Linked DNA regions of Homo sapiens: region 2 is linked to region 1. The links are chromatin contacts, found by Hi-C or POLR2A ChIA-PET in ENCODE. All regions are on one chromosome and are shown on one strand. The core of a region is the stretch at or near the end of the contact, and the rest is flanking DNA. Distances in the headings are between cores, read along the strand shown. Region 1 holds the start of H2BC11 (H2B clustered histone 11). Region 2 holds the start of CLIC1 (chloride intracellular channel 1).

Region 1 (7,595 bases), core at 3,476-5,975:
TTGAGACAGAGTCTCTCTCTGTTGCCCAGGCTGGAGTGCAGTAGCACGATTTCAGCTCATTGCAACCTCTGCCTTGCGAGTTCAAGTGATTTTCCTGCCTCAGGCTCCCAAGTAGCTGGGACTACAGGCACGCACCATCACGACTGGCTTATTTTTGTATTTTTAGTAAAGACCAGGTTTCACCATGTTGGCCAGGCTGATCTCTAACTCCTGACCTTACGTGATGTGCCTGCCTCAGCCTCCCAAAGTGCTGGGATTACATGCATGAGCCACTGCACCCAGTCAAAGGTATATTTTTTATGAGACTATTTTTAAAAACACTCAAATTGTCTGTCACAGCTCCTTGCCTATGCCCCTAAAAAGAGAGGGGAGGAGTGGGGGAAGGGGGGGAAACAGAAACAAAAAGAAAACTGACAAACAGAGGAGGAGTCCAAAAGCCCAACACCCATTAAGTCAAGACTTCCCACAGTTCTCTAAGCCAGCAAATGAATGTAATTTAAACTGCTTTAAACTTCATATAAAAATAAATCATTTTTGGTAAATCAATAAACAGAGGCATCTCCATGACTACTGGTGGGAGTATGTACTCCTCCTTTTCTAAAACAAAAAAAAACAGCAGGGAGCCCTGAGTTGGAAACATGAAAAGCATAACTTTTTTGAGTTGGCTATTATTAAGTGTAATATGAGAGGTACCACTCCATTCCTACCTCTCCTTTCTTTAACGAATGCATTTTGTCTACAGAAGAAATTATGCTTTTTCTTAGTCACTATTCAGCTCATCTATAACGTCCAAAATTGAACAGTACTTCAAGAGGGTGCTAAATGACTACATGCCACTTTAACTGAGTCTTCCAAAAATTCAGACTTCTGCTTATAAGGAATGTGGTACACATTAGGACTACCGAGTCTCATGGTCACCCATGCATTACCTTACCCTTTCTGTATAATGTATAGAAATGGGTCCAAAAAATGTTGAGATATGAGGTATAAAGCGTTCAGTAAGTTCACAGATGGTCCTGCTAGCAATAGCATGTAAGAAAGTGAAGCATATCGAAATCTAGAGTGTTTATCTCAGTGAAGACAAATCTCTGCCTCATCCATGACAAAATACTTGCAAGAATACAAGAATACTTCCCCTGACATATGGGACACTTAGCAGCAGCAGTATCCAGAGGTCAGCCTTGGTGAGCTAAGTCTATACTACAGAACTCAAGTATCACCTCTATCATTGCCTACCACCCTGGTCACAGTTTACAAGTAAATCACTTGGGCAATAAGTGGGGTGATAGGAAAAGAGACTACATGACAGCCATATGGTTGATGTGTACCTGATTGTTGATAGCCTCCTCTGAAGAGTGGGAATTTAGGTTAGCATTCACGTGGGATATTATTCTCATACTCTGGGACCATTCTGGGAAATTCATCCGTATCACTGTTCCCCAAAGCTTCCAGTCAACACAACCTCCACTTTTGCCCACTTAAAAAAATCTGTCTATCCAAACCATTAGCCATGTACATTCAGTTTAGATCAGTGTCTTAGGTCACTCTCCTTCTAGAAAAAGTAAACAATGACATTCAATACTCCAAATTGTGCTGAGTGGCAGCAATTCTTTTCCCTATTGCCATTTATGGACATACTTGAGTTACGGTTTCTAATACTACTGTTACAACCGGCATCAGTAGTATTAGCCAACATATATTGAATGCTTACTATGTACAGGACATTGTTCTAAGTATACCAAAACTATTTGCTCAAGAGGCACTGTTACATCCCCCTTTTTAAAATGAAGGAAAAAGCCAGAGGAAAAAAAAGGGAAAAAAGCCAATTCTTCAGGAACTGGTTAGTAATGGGTTGAACTTGCAGCATTCAGTTTTTCTTCTTTTTTTTTTTTTTTTTTTGAGACGGAGTCCCCTCTGTTGCCCAGGCTGGAATGCACTGACACGATCTCGGCTCACTGCAACCTATGCCTCCTGGGGTCAAGTGATTCTCCTGCCTCAGCCTCCCGAATAGCTGGGATTACAGGGTCCCACCAGCACATCAGGCTAATTTTTGTATTTTTAGTAGGGACGGGGTTTCACCATCCCCCAGGGGCAGGGGCTGCTCTCGATCTCCTGACCTCAAGTGATCTACCAGCCTTGGCCTCCCAAAGTTCTGGGATTACAGGCGTGAGCCACCCCGCCCAGTCCCATTCAGTTTTTCAAGCAAAGTATTAACTCTTTGTCCTTATTAAGGGGACACCAGCAAGATGAAAATAACCCATAAGGTGATCATTTGTTTCATTACCCCTTAGGCAGTTTAGTCTTCTGAGTAACAGGAGAATTAGCTGGGTTCTTTTCAACTTAACTTTGTATAGTTTTCGAAAACCTAGCCTTTACAAATTTTCACCTGTGGCTGGACAATATACCCATGAGTCAGTCGCAATCCTCCTTTTCTTACAAACCCTGCTTTTTATTCTGATTTCTATATCCTGTAAGACAAAGAAGCAAGTTATTTAGCTTGGAAATTATCATCTGACTATTTGGATTAATAGAGAGGGTCAGAGGCCCATGTAACATAACAATAATGTCATAAAAGTAATTTAAGTTCTGTTTATTCACAGAATTGATAACAGTTCAGTTATCCTTAGTACGGGATGATTATGGTGAAGGAAAAGAACTTGAGTGTATATTTTCTACATAGAAATATATACAACAAACCAGATAGCAATTCAGAGAGATACATATTTTAGAAACTCTACAGACAGTTTTCAAAGGCTGGACAAGTGTCCGAGAAAAAGCTAAAAAAACAGAAGAAATTTCATAAAGCAGGCAATATTTAACTGGGCTTTGAAAAAAACAGGACTTGAGTCAACAAGGGAAACGTGTGTATTTGATAGTGGATTTAACAAAAATACTAATTGTTTTAGATGTTATTACTGTGCTAAATTTAGATCCATTTTAAATAAACTAGATAGTAACTCAAGTTTATATACAATTACTACCTTTGAAACCAAAACCTAGTCATAGTGGGAGCTTCCAAATGCTTTATAGACCTTGGATTTTTACCTAAGAGACACATGACTGAAGTTACAACCTAGAGCAACATCGTTTGTTGGGTGACTGGTTCTCATTTGTGACAACCTGAATAAGGGGGAACTTGTTTTTCCTCACTTCTTCTAGGCAAAGTCAAAAACAGTATTTAAAATACTAACGAAAGGAGTTTTAAAATTGAAATTGACTTGTTTCAGAAAAGAGTCTGGGATAAATGTCCTCAAGCTTTCTGCCTTCATTACGCCCCGAATTGTCCTGTTTAGGCTTCTAATGCCTTTGCTTATATAGATATACCATAAAGGGAAAATAGTATTCTAATCAGAAATAAAGCATTGATCTTTCTCAGGCTGAAAACTACAGCATTCAAATTCCGTTGTAGCCGGGCTTGATGGCTCATGCCTGTAATCCTAGCACTTTAAGGCTGAGGCTAGTGGATCACCTGAAGTCAGTTCGAGACCAGCCTAGCCAACATGGTGAAACCCCATCTCTACTAAAAATACAAAAATTATCCGGGCATGGTGGCGCATGCCTGTAATCCCAGCTACACGGAAGGGTGAAGCAGGAGAATCGCTGGAACCCGGGAGGCGGAGGCTGCAGTGAGCTGAGATCGCGCCACCGCACTCCAGTCTGGGCGACAGAGGAAGTCTCCTTCTCAAAAAAAAAAAAACTGATTATGTTGCCATAAAGGGTCCCTTTAAAAAAAAAAACGCTCTATCCAACGAAAACTAATTAGAAATAAATCTCCTTCCCGAAAGCGATAAAATACTAAAGAATGAGAAACTGACAGTTTACTGAGTTTGTAAGGAAGGCCAAATAAAGGCGGGGTTTGGATTCCTTTGGCGCACCCAAGCCGACCGTGGACTTCCTGGATACAACAACCAATCAGGATGCAGAGGAAGGGCGGGCGTTGCCCGGGCAAATTCAAACTGACAACCGCTGCAACTTGGCACTGTTCCAAATCACTAACCGACGGGGGACCGACGAGTATTTTAATTGGTTTCTAACGTATTTTAATTGGTTTCGAACTTATAATAGAAAATTTCCCATCTCCTTACTTAACTCTAAGATTAGAATGGCAGATCTAAAAAAAAAAAGTCACTAAGGATTAGTTAAATAACTGCTCTACTTCAGACCAAAAAACACAGTAGCAAGTTACAAGGGTTTGTCAGTGGCCAGCAGAGGAGGAATACAAGCACCAGCTCTTTCTTTGAGAACATGGGTGGCTCTTAAAAGAGCCGTTAGGGTTGAGAGTTTGCAACCAACTCACTGTTTACTTAGCGCTGGTGTACTTGGTGACGGCCTTAGTACCCTCGGACACGGCGTGCTTGGCCAACTCCCCAGGCAGCAGCAGGCGCACGGCCGTCTGGATCTCCCTGGAGGTGATGGTCGAGCGCTTGTTGTAATGCGCCAGGCGGGAAGCCTCACCTGCGATGCGCTCGAAAATGTCGTTCACAAACGAATTCATGATGCCCATGGCCTTGGACGAAATGCCGGTGTCAGGGTGGACCTGCTTCAGAACCTTGTACACATAGATGGAATAGCTCTCCTTGCGGCTGCGCTTGCGCTTCTTGCCGTCTTTCTTCTGCGCCTTAGTCACCGCCTTCTTGGAGCCCTTTTTCGGGGCGGGAGCAGACTTCGCTGGCTCTGGCATAGCACTGTGTAGCTATAAAGCGCCAACGAAAAGGAAAAACAGCGTGAGCAGGGTATGACAAGGCGCTTTTATATAGAATCGCTTATGCAAATAAGGTGAAGAGTTGAAGTCTTGTGTCTGATTGGTAGTTATTCAGGGTAACGTCAGAGGTCAGGTCTGCCCAATCAGGATTCGCAAATCCAGAAGACGCACTACTATTGGTTGAAATTAAACTGCAGCCCTAACCAACAACACGTCTTCTTTTTCGCGCCCAATAGTGTTTATAAAAAGCGCCGCCTTTCCCGTTCACTTTGTGGTTGCTCGTAGTGAGTTGCGCTCGCTATGTCTGGACGTGGCAAGCAGGGAGGCAAAGCCCGCGCTAAGGCCAAGACTCGCTCTTCTAGGGCCGGTCTCCAGTTCCCCGTGGGCCGAGTGCACCGCCTGCTCCGCAAAGGCAACTATGCCGAGCGGGTCGGGGCCGGCGCGCCGGTGTATCTGGCAGCGGTGCTGGAGTACCTGACCGCCGAGATCCTGGAACTGGCGGGCAACGCGGCCCGCGACAACAAGAAGACCCGCATCATCCCGCGTCATCTCCAACTGGCCATCCGCAACGACGAGGAGCTCAACAAGCTGCTGGGCAAAGTCACCATCGCACAGGGCGGTGTCCTGCCCAACATTCAGGCCGTGCTACTGCCCAAAAAGACTGAGAGCCACCACAAGGCGAAGGGCAAGTAACTATCTGTACTAGTTTGTGGCAGCTCAAGTAAAATCGAGTCCAAACCAACGGCTCTTTTCAGGGCCACCCACGTCTTCTCTAAAAGAACTTAACATTTATTCCATGTGAAAGAAAGTGAGACATGGACAAGACTCTAGTCATAAATTACCCATCTTTTTGAAAACAGTGTAGCGAACACCGCAGATTTAAAAGAAAAACTAGAGGGAAGGTGGTCCAGATTTTACCACGCTTAAAAGTTAAGATGTGAACAAATCTCTTAGGCCATTACTTAATTTTAAACTTAATCAGTGTGTGTCCACAGAGCACCAGTGGCTTCGTGAGTTCTTGAAGCACTTTGGCCCAAAAGAGTTATCGCCCGGGCTAGAATTTAGCAGACAGCTGTTCCACGCGGGCCAGGGCGGCATGAAGAAGTCCCGCCGCTACGTGCCCGGCACAGTGGCCCTGCGCGACGTTCGGCGCTACCAGAACTCCGAGCTGCTGATCAGCAAGCTGCCGCTCCTGCGAGAGCTCGGCGGTGACGCCGCTGCACGAGAGCGAGGCTGAAGAACTTTGTGACACAATAGTCCACCTCCCTGCAAAGGCTCTGTCAGAGACTCACATCTTTCCTGATGGATAGCTGTGAAGCATTCTCTTACCCACCCTACTGCATGTTGCAAAGTATTCCTTTAAAATGAAGTGAGTAAAATACTGGGATGACGTTATCTGGAGCCCAAGAAAGATGGCTCATTTGGAAAGGCCTAATATCCCAAGTTGCTTACCTAGAAGAACTTGACAGGATAGTTAATAATAAACCTTAAAACCCATGAAGAAATCTGAGGTAAAGTGTTAGCACACAGACTGTTAAAATGTCTGCCTCACAGATAGGAGGGAAAATATATAGAGGATTATAATATGGTTCAACAAATGTTGATGAGTATTAGAAATGTACATTAGAAATATTAGAAATGTTTATGACTATTAGAAAAGTACAGGGTATTGGGCGTTCCTGACACAAACTGAGGCCTCCTAGCAAGACTGGCAGTTTTCTGTAAAGGAGGGTTATTTACTACGGTAGTGCAAATAACTTTTGGTGTTGTAGCTAAATAAGGAATACTCATGCCAAGATTGCACAATTGTGCCTCCTCCCTCTGTTCACTGAACTCTGATGTAATTTTTTTTTTTTTTTTGAGACGGAGTCTCGCTCTGTCGCCCAGGCTGGAGTGCAGTGGCGCTATCTCGGCTCACTGCAAGCTCCGCCTCCCGGGTTCACGCCATTCTCCTGCCTCAGCCTCCTGAGTAGCTGGGGCTACAGGCGTCTGCCACCATGCCCAGCTACTTTTTTGTATTTTTAGTAGATACGGGGTTTCACCGTGTTAGCCAGGATGGTCTTGATGTCCTGACCTCGTGATCCACCGGCCTCGGCCTCCCAAAGTGCTGGGATTACCGGCGTAAGCCACCACGCCCGGCCCACTCTGAAGTAATCTTAAGAAGACGTTAACTCATTTTTCTTGTGTATTGTAGACACTTTTGGCTGTCTGGTAACATGGAAAATCTCAGAATGATGTTTTAAGTATATAAAATGCCAAACAAAGTTAAATTACAGTTATCAAAGTATTTTTAAAACTTCATAGTGATAAATGAGACTATATAGTTATATTGTTAATATAGTTAACACATTACATGATTTGGTGAGCCTAATTGCTGTTACTAATTAGAGGAGTAAAAATGTTTCACGATAACTCAGCAATTGTAATGAGAAATGAAACATCTAATGTCTTTTGGGTTACAAAGTAACAGGTACTGAGATTTGTGGCCTAAATTCATAATAAAGTGAAATGTTCAAGTTCAGTCAAGGTTAAGTTTTTAAAAATAGATATTTTACTACCCAAACTCACAGACTTCCCCTTCAACACCCTCCAATTGCTGAATTTTTTCCTTAGGGGCATTGTGACATATAAGTACGGACCTCAGGTTAAAAACTCTTGCTCTAAAATTTGGTCAACCTACCCCATTTCTTTTCAGCTCCTTTTCTCTAGATACCTCCTCTTCCTATCTGGAATTTCTTTAGCACTTAGTCTACTGACATCTCATAACCTTTTACTGTGTCTGTTTCTTGTTCTTAAAATATAACTACTTCCAATCCTAGTATAAATACGATGTTTTGGAACAGAAACAAGTGCTGACAATATCTAGCAAAAATAGGTACTTGAGAGGCCCCCC
Region 2 (7,595 bases), core at 2,918-5,417, 4.6 Mb after region 1:
AAACCTTCAGGGCTTTCAGGAGTCCCTTCTCCAGATCTGTGCAAGAGAGGGAACTGATTAGAACTTCAGGAAAAGATTGACATAGTCCGAAAAGGCCCGTTGGGGGTGGATACTAATGGTGAGTCCAAAATAATAATAGCTAACACTCATGTAGTTACTTTTCTATGTGTTATTCTAAGCACTTTACATTTTATTTTATGTTAGACGGAGTCTTGCTCCGTTGCCCAGGCTGGAGTGCAGTGGCATGATCCCGGCTCACTGCAACCTCTGCCTCCTAGATTCAAATGATTCTCCTGCCTCAGCCTCCTGAGTAGCTGGGATTACAGGTGCCTGCCACCACAACTGGCTAATTTTTGTATTTTTTTCAGTAGAGACCAGTCATGTTGGCCAGGCTGGTCTCCAACTCCTAACCTCAGGTGGTGCGCTAGCCTCGGCCTCCCAAAGTGAACACTTTACATTTTACAAACTCATTTATATCGCCGGGTGCAGTGGCTCACTCCTGTAATCCCAGCACTTTGGGAGGCCGAGGCAGGTGGATCACCTGAGGTCGGGAGTTCAAGACCAGCCTGGCCAACATGGTGAAACCCTGTCTCTACTAAAAATACAAAAATTAGCTGGGCGTGGTGATGCACGTCTGTAATCCCAGCTACTCAGGAGGCTGAGGCAGGAGAATTGCTTGAACCCGGCAGGCAGAGGTTGCAGTGAGCTGATTGCACCACTGCACTCCAGCCTGGGCGACAGAACGAGACTCCATCTCAAAAAAAAAGAAAAAAAAAAATTTATATCAACCCATGAAATAGGTATTGTCATCCTAATTTTGTGGATCTGGAAATGGACTTACAGAGAGGTGAAATGATTGCTCAAAATTATACGGCTAGTTGGATTTGTACTCAGGTAGTCTGGATCTAGAGTGATGACTGTTCTTAAGCATGACCCTATTCTGCCAGAAAACAGGCCAGCAGCCAACTAACGTCCTCAGTGGGGCAGAAGAGGCTAGGGAACAAATGAGAAAAGCTTAAAAGTCTTGGCCAATGAAAATGCAGGGAAATATAGAGGTAAAGCAAAAATGGGAAGCTGGGGGAAATTTACGAACATCTGCTTCATCTCCCTGATATCTGAACGTCCAGGTGCCCCTAATGTCTCCTACCCGCTGGGTCCTCTCTATTCCTCCCAGGACCCAGGCCTCTGACCCACAAGACTCACTGTCATTGAGTGCTGGGTTTGAATTCTTGATGTAGGCAGAAAATTTGGCAAATATGTCCAGCCCAGCTGTGTTGGACTCAGGGTTCAGAGCTGCCAGCTTGGGGTACCTGAAAGCCAATGGGAAAAATGAGGTAAGATGTCTTCCTGGGAGGAACCTCAGCTAGCTCTCCTGCCCCAGCCCCACCACCATCTCTGTTTTCCATTTCTGCAAACTGTCTGTTTCCCAGAATCTCCCTGCTCCACCTCTCCACTTTCTGAGTGCCCCTATACCTGGGAGGGCACAGCACTGCCTCCAGAAATTCCTCAATCTTGTTGGTGTCTGTGTGCACTTCAGTGCCATACAGCAGGAATGGGAGCTGCCCCCCTGGGCACAGCTTCTGCACTGTCTCGGTCCGCCTGGAGAAAGGATCAGGAATCAGGACTGGAAATGGGGGTCAGGAAGAACCAGAAAGGGGGAATGGAGGACGTGGGATAAGAAAGGGACTCCAGGGGGAGGGCAAAAATGTTCATGACAGAAGGACTCGGGTGGGTGTGTGTTTGCACACATGTGTACACCAGGGGTGTTTCAAGGAACATAAGCAGGCCTACCTTTTGGTGTCAACGGTGGTAACATTGAAGGTGACTCCCTTGAGCCACAGTACCATGAACAGTCTCTGGGAGAATGGGCAGTTCCCAATCTTGGCCCCATCACTGCCAGCCTGAAAAGTAACCCCAACCCAAGGTTATGCCTGATGCACCCCACCCATCCCTAGGCCAGTCCCTGCATTCCCACTCCCAGACCAGCTGTTTTCTGCCTAGTCATGACACATACACTGTCCCCTCACTATGGGCTCTTTGCCCTTGGGCCTGGGTCAAACCTAAGGCAGATCAATGGGAAACTGTTTTGCAAAGGCAGGCTTCTGGTTCCCCAGACACTGAGGACAGGTGGGAGGTAGGTAGAGGGAGGAGGTCCTGGAGAACTTGGGAGGATCTGAATCCTAGAGAGGGAAGGGTGTGGAACTTCAGTGAGGCCAGAGTTGTAGGCTAGAAGCCTGGATTTCTGGGTTCCTGAAGGGAGTAGAGTCTGAAGACAGGAGAGGTGGGTGGGGTTTGGGAGCCAGAGTTTTGGTTCTCTACACCTCCAATCCAAGGTGTCTTTGGGTGGGGAGTCTAGTCAAGGGGCCCTGGGCCTCGCGCTAGAGATGTGGAGGGCCCTACAGAGAGGGGCTGCCCTCTAATTAGCAAGTGGTGACCTCATTGGCCCAAGGGACACCTCCCCCTAAGCTGAGGGTGATTCATCTCTCTGTCTCCGGCTTCCTTCCTGTCAAGGATGTGGGGGAAGGGACAGTGAGGATGAGGCCTGGGCAGCTAAGGCTACCCCTAACCTGCTGCCAGGGTCTCCCAGCACAAGTCCTCTGACTGCAATAACCATCCTCTCACAGGACACAGGGCCGGAATCTCTGCGGCACAGCCTCACCCACGAGTAAAAATAGCCCCGGAGGCGAATGTGAGAGTGAGGTGGGGACCACACCTAAGGGGGCGGACCCAAGCAGGCTCCGACTTCCCTGGGCCCAGGGAGAGGGAATGGCTGCCCGAGAAACCCAAGCAGAAGGGAGAGGGAGACACAGGCAGAGACACACAAAGATGAGAGAAACAAAAGGGGGGAAGGGGAAAGAAAGGCGGCAGGAAAGTGGAGAGTGGGGAGACGTGCGTGCCAACGGAGAGACACAAACGGAGCGGGGAGAAGAGGACACTGTTAAGGAAGGGAGGGAGGGGCACAGCCAGGAGGTCCCAAGACTGGGAAATGAATGCAGCAGCGGTAGGGAGGGGAGCGGCCGCTGCAATCAGAGGGGGGCTGGGTGACACCGAGAAGCCTGCTGCCTGCAGTTTTGCTACCCAAATGCCATAGGACCATCTCTCCTTACCCACACCCGCAGAGAGAGGAGAGAGTTGGGGCAAGTCTTCTACTTCTCCAACCCCCAAATCCCAAAATGCCCTAACCGAGCTCTTCTCCTCCGTCTGATCTCTCTCCCACCCATCCTTGTGGTAGCTACGTTAAACTCACGTCTTCTTGCCACCTCCCCTTCTGTCCCTTTCCCCAGTCCTGGGGATATTCAATGCCACCCGATCACCTCTCCAGCTCTGCTTTTCAAACTCCGATCCCAGTCTCCTGTTTTGTTCCGCCCCTCCAAAGCTTCCCAATTTACTTGCTCTCACTCTCAGGCCTCCCTCAACACACCGTCTTCCCTGAAGCGTCTCCATCCACACACACACACACACACACACACACACACACACACACACACCTCTCCTACTGCACTACTCACCCTCAGATCTTGTAGGGACACATGTCCTAACTGAGGTTCCCCTCTGTCCCTTCTAAACCCTGCTGGGCCCCCACTGTCCCTTCACCAGCTCGCCCTCTAACCCCACCCCAGTCTCACTTTTGGGAATTCTCCTTTTTCTCCACTTCCCTTCCTTTAGTCTGCTAGAAACTTGCACTTTTACAAACTTTTCAGGGTTGATCCTAGAATTCTCATTACTTGCTAACAAGTTAATGTCTTCCCCTCTCAAAACCACCCCTCAACCAAAGAGTGCACGTGGGATTGGGGGTGGGAGTCAAGGAGGGAAGGGATTGGGGAGTTAAGGCTGGACCGGGGGAAAGGTGAGAGTTGGCTTCCAGGAATTTGGGTGGCTGAGGAGAGAAGTGTTCTTACCTTCACGAACAATTCGACCTGCGGTTGTTCTTCAGCCATGGTTGCGTCGGGGACCAGGAAGTGGCCGTCCCTGGGGGAACTGGGAGGGGCTGGGACCGGGGAAGGCGGGTCTCACACTCAGGGACTCTCTCCCCTAGACCCAGGGCTGTCCCTTCAGCACAACACAAGCTCAATCAGACCTACTTGCACCCAAACTAGGCCTCCCCACCAGCCCAACGCACCCCACACCCAGCTCCTCCAGCTCGGTCCTCTCCCGGGCTGGATCAGAGAGCCGCTGACTCACCGACCGGCCCCGCCCTGAACCTGGGGAGGGGACTGGAGGGGGGCGGGACTCGACGATGTAGGGAGTGAGTCCGGAAGGGGAATCCTCGGATCTCCCACAGGATGGGGATGGGGGTGTTAAGGAGGAGTCCTGAAAACCTCCTTGTTTCTCCGACCTCTCCTGAACACAGGACTCTTTTCTGCCTCAGTTTCCCTGCTTCATTAATCTGAGTACAACCCGACTGACCCTCATATAAAAAACTTGACACTAACAGCTTGGGCACACCCGTGAAGATTCAGGGATGGGGACTTCAAATGGAAAGGTGGTCGTTTAATCATTCTGCATTTCTTCCAGACTCCAATCCAAATTCTGGGTTGCTGGGACTGTGGTCTGAGAGAAGAACTCGGAAGTGGAAGGCTGGGACTGCAGATAGGAACCGTTAGCCATGCAGCCTGGGATTAGGGAAGGGGTGACGCCAGCACTCCCTGAGCTGCCCAGACTGGTGTCTCAGTAGGTCCTGTGCCCCCCGCAGTCTACTGTCTCCGGGCCCAGCTCAGCACTAGGACTTGCAGTCCTTGTGGCCTACACTTGGGATTGGGCATAGGAAATAGAGTTAGGGGCCGGGTGAGGTGGCTCACGCCTGTAATCCCAACACTTTAGGAGGCCAAGGGGGGTGGATCACCTGAGGTCAGGGAGTCAAGACCAGACTGGCCAACATGGTGAAACCCTGTCTCTACTAAAAATACAAAAATTTGCCAGGCGGGGTGGTGGGCACCTGTAATCCCAGCTACTTGGGAGGCTGAGGCAGGAGAATCAATTGAACCCGGGAGGTGAAGGTTGCAGTGAGCTGAGATGGTGCCATTGCACTCCAGCCTGGGCAATAAGAGCGAAACTCCATCTCAAAAAAAAAAAAAAAAAAAGAAGAAGAAGAAAAGAAAAAGAAAGTAGAGTTAGGGATGGGAAGGGAGATGACGAAGTCTTTTGCGAAGGAAACATAAAGCCGAGGCAAGGGGCTTTGTTGCAGGGAGGGGTCTGTTCCTGTAGCTTGGTCAGCTTTGTGCTTCCACTTATGTTTCCTATTGGGGCCCCTTCCTGTGCCCTTTGTCCTCGTCTCACTGACAGGTTGCCTTGGAGATGGGGCAGAGGGGTGGGATTATCATGGCCCGATCCTGAAGTATGTGTATAGGGGGTGGGGTAGGGGTGTTGTTAGCTGGTCCTGTCATGGGGATAAAGAAAGATCAGACAGAATAGTGGGAGTAGAGTCCTTGGGGACACCTAAATAAATAAGCAGGGAGGACATAGGAGGAGCAGCTCTCTCTCCAGTAACCTTGATTTCTATTAAACCTTTATGACCTGCTGAAAAAATAAACCCAGAATTCCAGCCTCCATATCCTGAATTTCTCTCCTGTCCAACCATCCCTTCTCTATCCTCCTCATCACCCTCTGTCCAACAAAAGACCTACAGTTCCAGAAAACCATGGTGGAGTGCAAGAACACAGAACTAAAACAGAGCTTGAAACTTAAAGAAAGGGAGAGACTTGGGGGAGGAGTGGGGTGGAGTGACGTGATGTGCTGCTGGAAACCAGCAGTTGGTGGTTTCCTCTTGTGCTTCCTCTTCTGTGGGTTTTCTCCTGCTTGTGGGAGGGCCTTTTTCTCTCCTCCCGACAGAAAGGCTATCTTTGGTGTTCGTTCCCTTGAACTGTAACATCCTGTAAGGGTATGATTCCATGCCTCTGTGTGGGTGTGAATTCCCTCATGGTGACCCTCAAAATCTGCACACAGGACCCCTTCCCATTGAGGGGAGGGGATCAAAACAACTCTACTTCTCAGGGTCCTCTCCTGTTCCAACTGGTCTGTGTCCAAGAGAAGCCTTAGGTAAATGGGGCCAGCTTGAAGATCAAACAGGTTTGGCAGCCTCTCCCGGCCTCTCTTTTCTCTCCTACAGCTTTATAGCTACAGCTGCCTTGATATCAATATTGACTTTGGCTGGCTGGCATGACTACCCACAGGGTATCGTGCCTTAATTTACCAGGTGACAGGCAACGCTGCCCTCTCCTGGAACCATCCAGCAGAGCCAGGGCTGTACCCCCAAATCCTGCAACAGAGGTTTCCCTCCATCTCACCTCCCTGTCCCTGCATTTCTCCTATCTCAGTAGCTCCTCTTTCCCTCTCTGGGCTTCTCTTTCCACTCCCTCCCCTTCCTGGGCTTGGTAAACTAGTCCCTAATCTCTTCACACCCCAGATTGGAAGGTGGGTCCCTCCCTGACACTCCCCAGAGCTGTCACCAACCTCCTCCAAGTTTCTATAGCTCCATTGCTCAACAGATTTGCCAGGGGTAACCATTAACCCAGCCCTTAACTCTGTTCCCCCACCTTTCTTGCTGGAGGGGATTTTCCAATTACTGGTTAGCACAGCTAGGTCATCTCACCCCCACCATCTTTCCTAACTTCTTGGGTTGGGGGGCTGGGGAGGAATCTCCCCATCTCAGGGTACTAGGAACAAAGCTGGGGAGGATGGTGCATTTAAAGGGATTATATATATATATATATATATTTTTTTTCTTTCTCCCTCATAACCCCACCCCCGCAACACACACACACACACACACACACACACACACACACACAGACGCACAAATAAGCTTTATGGAGCAGTGACTTCATTATGTTCACCGCTTTGAGTCCAACCCCTGGCCCAAAATAGGCACTAAATAGTTGCCGAATGCATGAATGATAGATACCTCTCTGTCTTCAGGGGTGTGTAGAAGTGCGAAGGGGTATGGGCATGTCCCAGTAGGGGTGTGAGTGTTCTGATCAGAACTACTTCTCTCTGCCAGAATTTGATGTAATTCGAATGCTTCCACCTCTGCTTGAAGGGTTTAAATAATAAATTAGGCCCTGTCGTGCCATTATGGGGGTGGTCATACCCTGTACCCAGGAAACAGGCACGGTAGGGCTGAGACAGAAGTCCTGCTTGTTTCCGCTTATTTATTTGAAACACCGCTCATTTAGGTCTTACTTTGTTTGCCAGGCACTGTTCTAAGCTCTGTATAAATATTAACTCAGAGGGTACAAATATTAACTTAAGAGTTGTTGCAGGAAAAAAAATAAGCGCCTCTGGCTCTTTAAGTTTGGCCTCCCCCTCAAAACCCCCGCAACGGTCCCAAACCCCTTCCAGGGACTGGGACTACGGACCCTGGTCCGACCTTCTCGCGGGCTTCCCACTGCGCCAATCAAATCCCAGAAACAGTGAGTGCTAGAGGCCCGGCTGCTAAGCAACGGCAGAGGGCGGGAAGTTTGAACGTTCTGGACCCGCCCCGAAGGCAAATAGGCCAATCAGCGTCCAGACTCTTCAGCTACGGCAGTCCGCTTCTCCTCCTCGCCCTGTCGGATCTCTAGGCTGGATCCGGGCCTCTCCAATCAACAGCGGTTAGG

The links. Hi-C counts contacts between places; a loop is a spot of excess contacts on that map. ChIA-PET counts read pairs that join two places held with the same protein, here RNA polymerase II (POLR2A). Pooled maps may share reads with other maps.
Region 2: a pooled map shows a loop between it and region 1 (4-fold over the local background). The contact joins the promoter of CLIC1 here to the promoter of H2BC11 in region 1. A Hi-C loop is called at or near these places in 2 of 50 pooled maps. POLR2A ChIA-PET finds 5 or more read pairs at or near these places in 2 of 52 experiments (Panc1 and T-cell).

What each region holds. Positions count from the first base shown.
Region 1 is chr6:27,128,070-27,135,664 of GRCh38, forward strand. H2BC11 (H2B clustered histone 11) reads right to left here and starts at 4,726. Exons shown (of 1, transcript NM_021058.4): 1 at 4,247-4,726. The coding sequence starts at 4,681. The coding sequence ends at 4,301. H2AC11 (H2A clustered histone 11) reads left to right here and starts at 4,974. Exons shown (of 1, transcript NM_021064.5): 1 at 4,974-5,466. The coding sequence starts at 5,003. The coding sequence ends at 5,395. RefSeq lists enhancers at 3,946-4,005, 4,346-4,415, 4,426-4,495, 4,627-5,140, 5,106-5,445 and 2 more.
Region 2 is chr6:31,732,363-31,739,957 of GRCh38, forward strand. CLIC1 (chloride intracellular channel 1) reads right to left here and starts at 4,168. Exons shown (of 6, transcript NM_001288.6): 1 at 3,900-4,168; 2 at 1,792-1,901; 3 at 1,474-1,599; 4 at 1,204-1,310; 5 at 1-36. The coding sequence starts at 3,938. MSH5-SAPCD1 (MSH5-SAPCD1 readthrough (NMD candidate)) reads left to right here and starts at 7,586. Exons shown (of 29, transcript NR_037846.1): 1 at 7,586-7,595. RefSeq lists enhancers at 1,476-2,675, 2,350-2,644, 4,369-5,243, 7,085-7,595.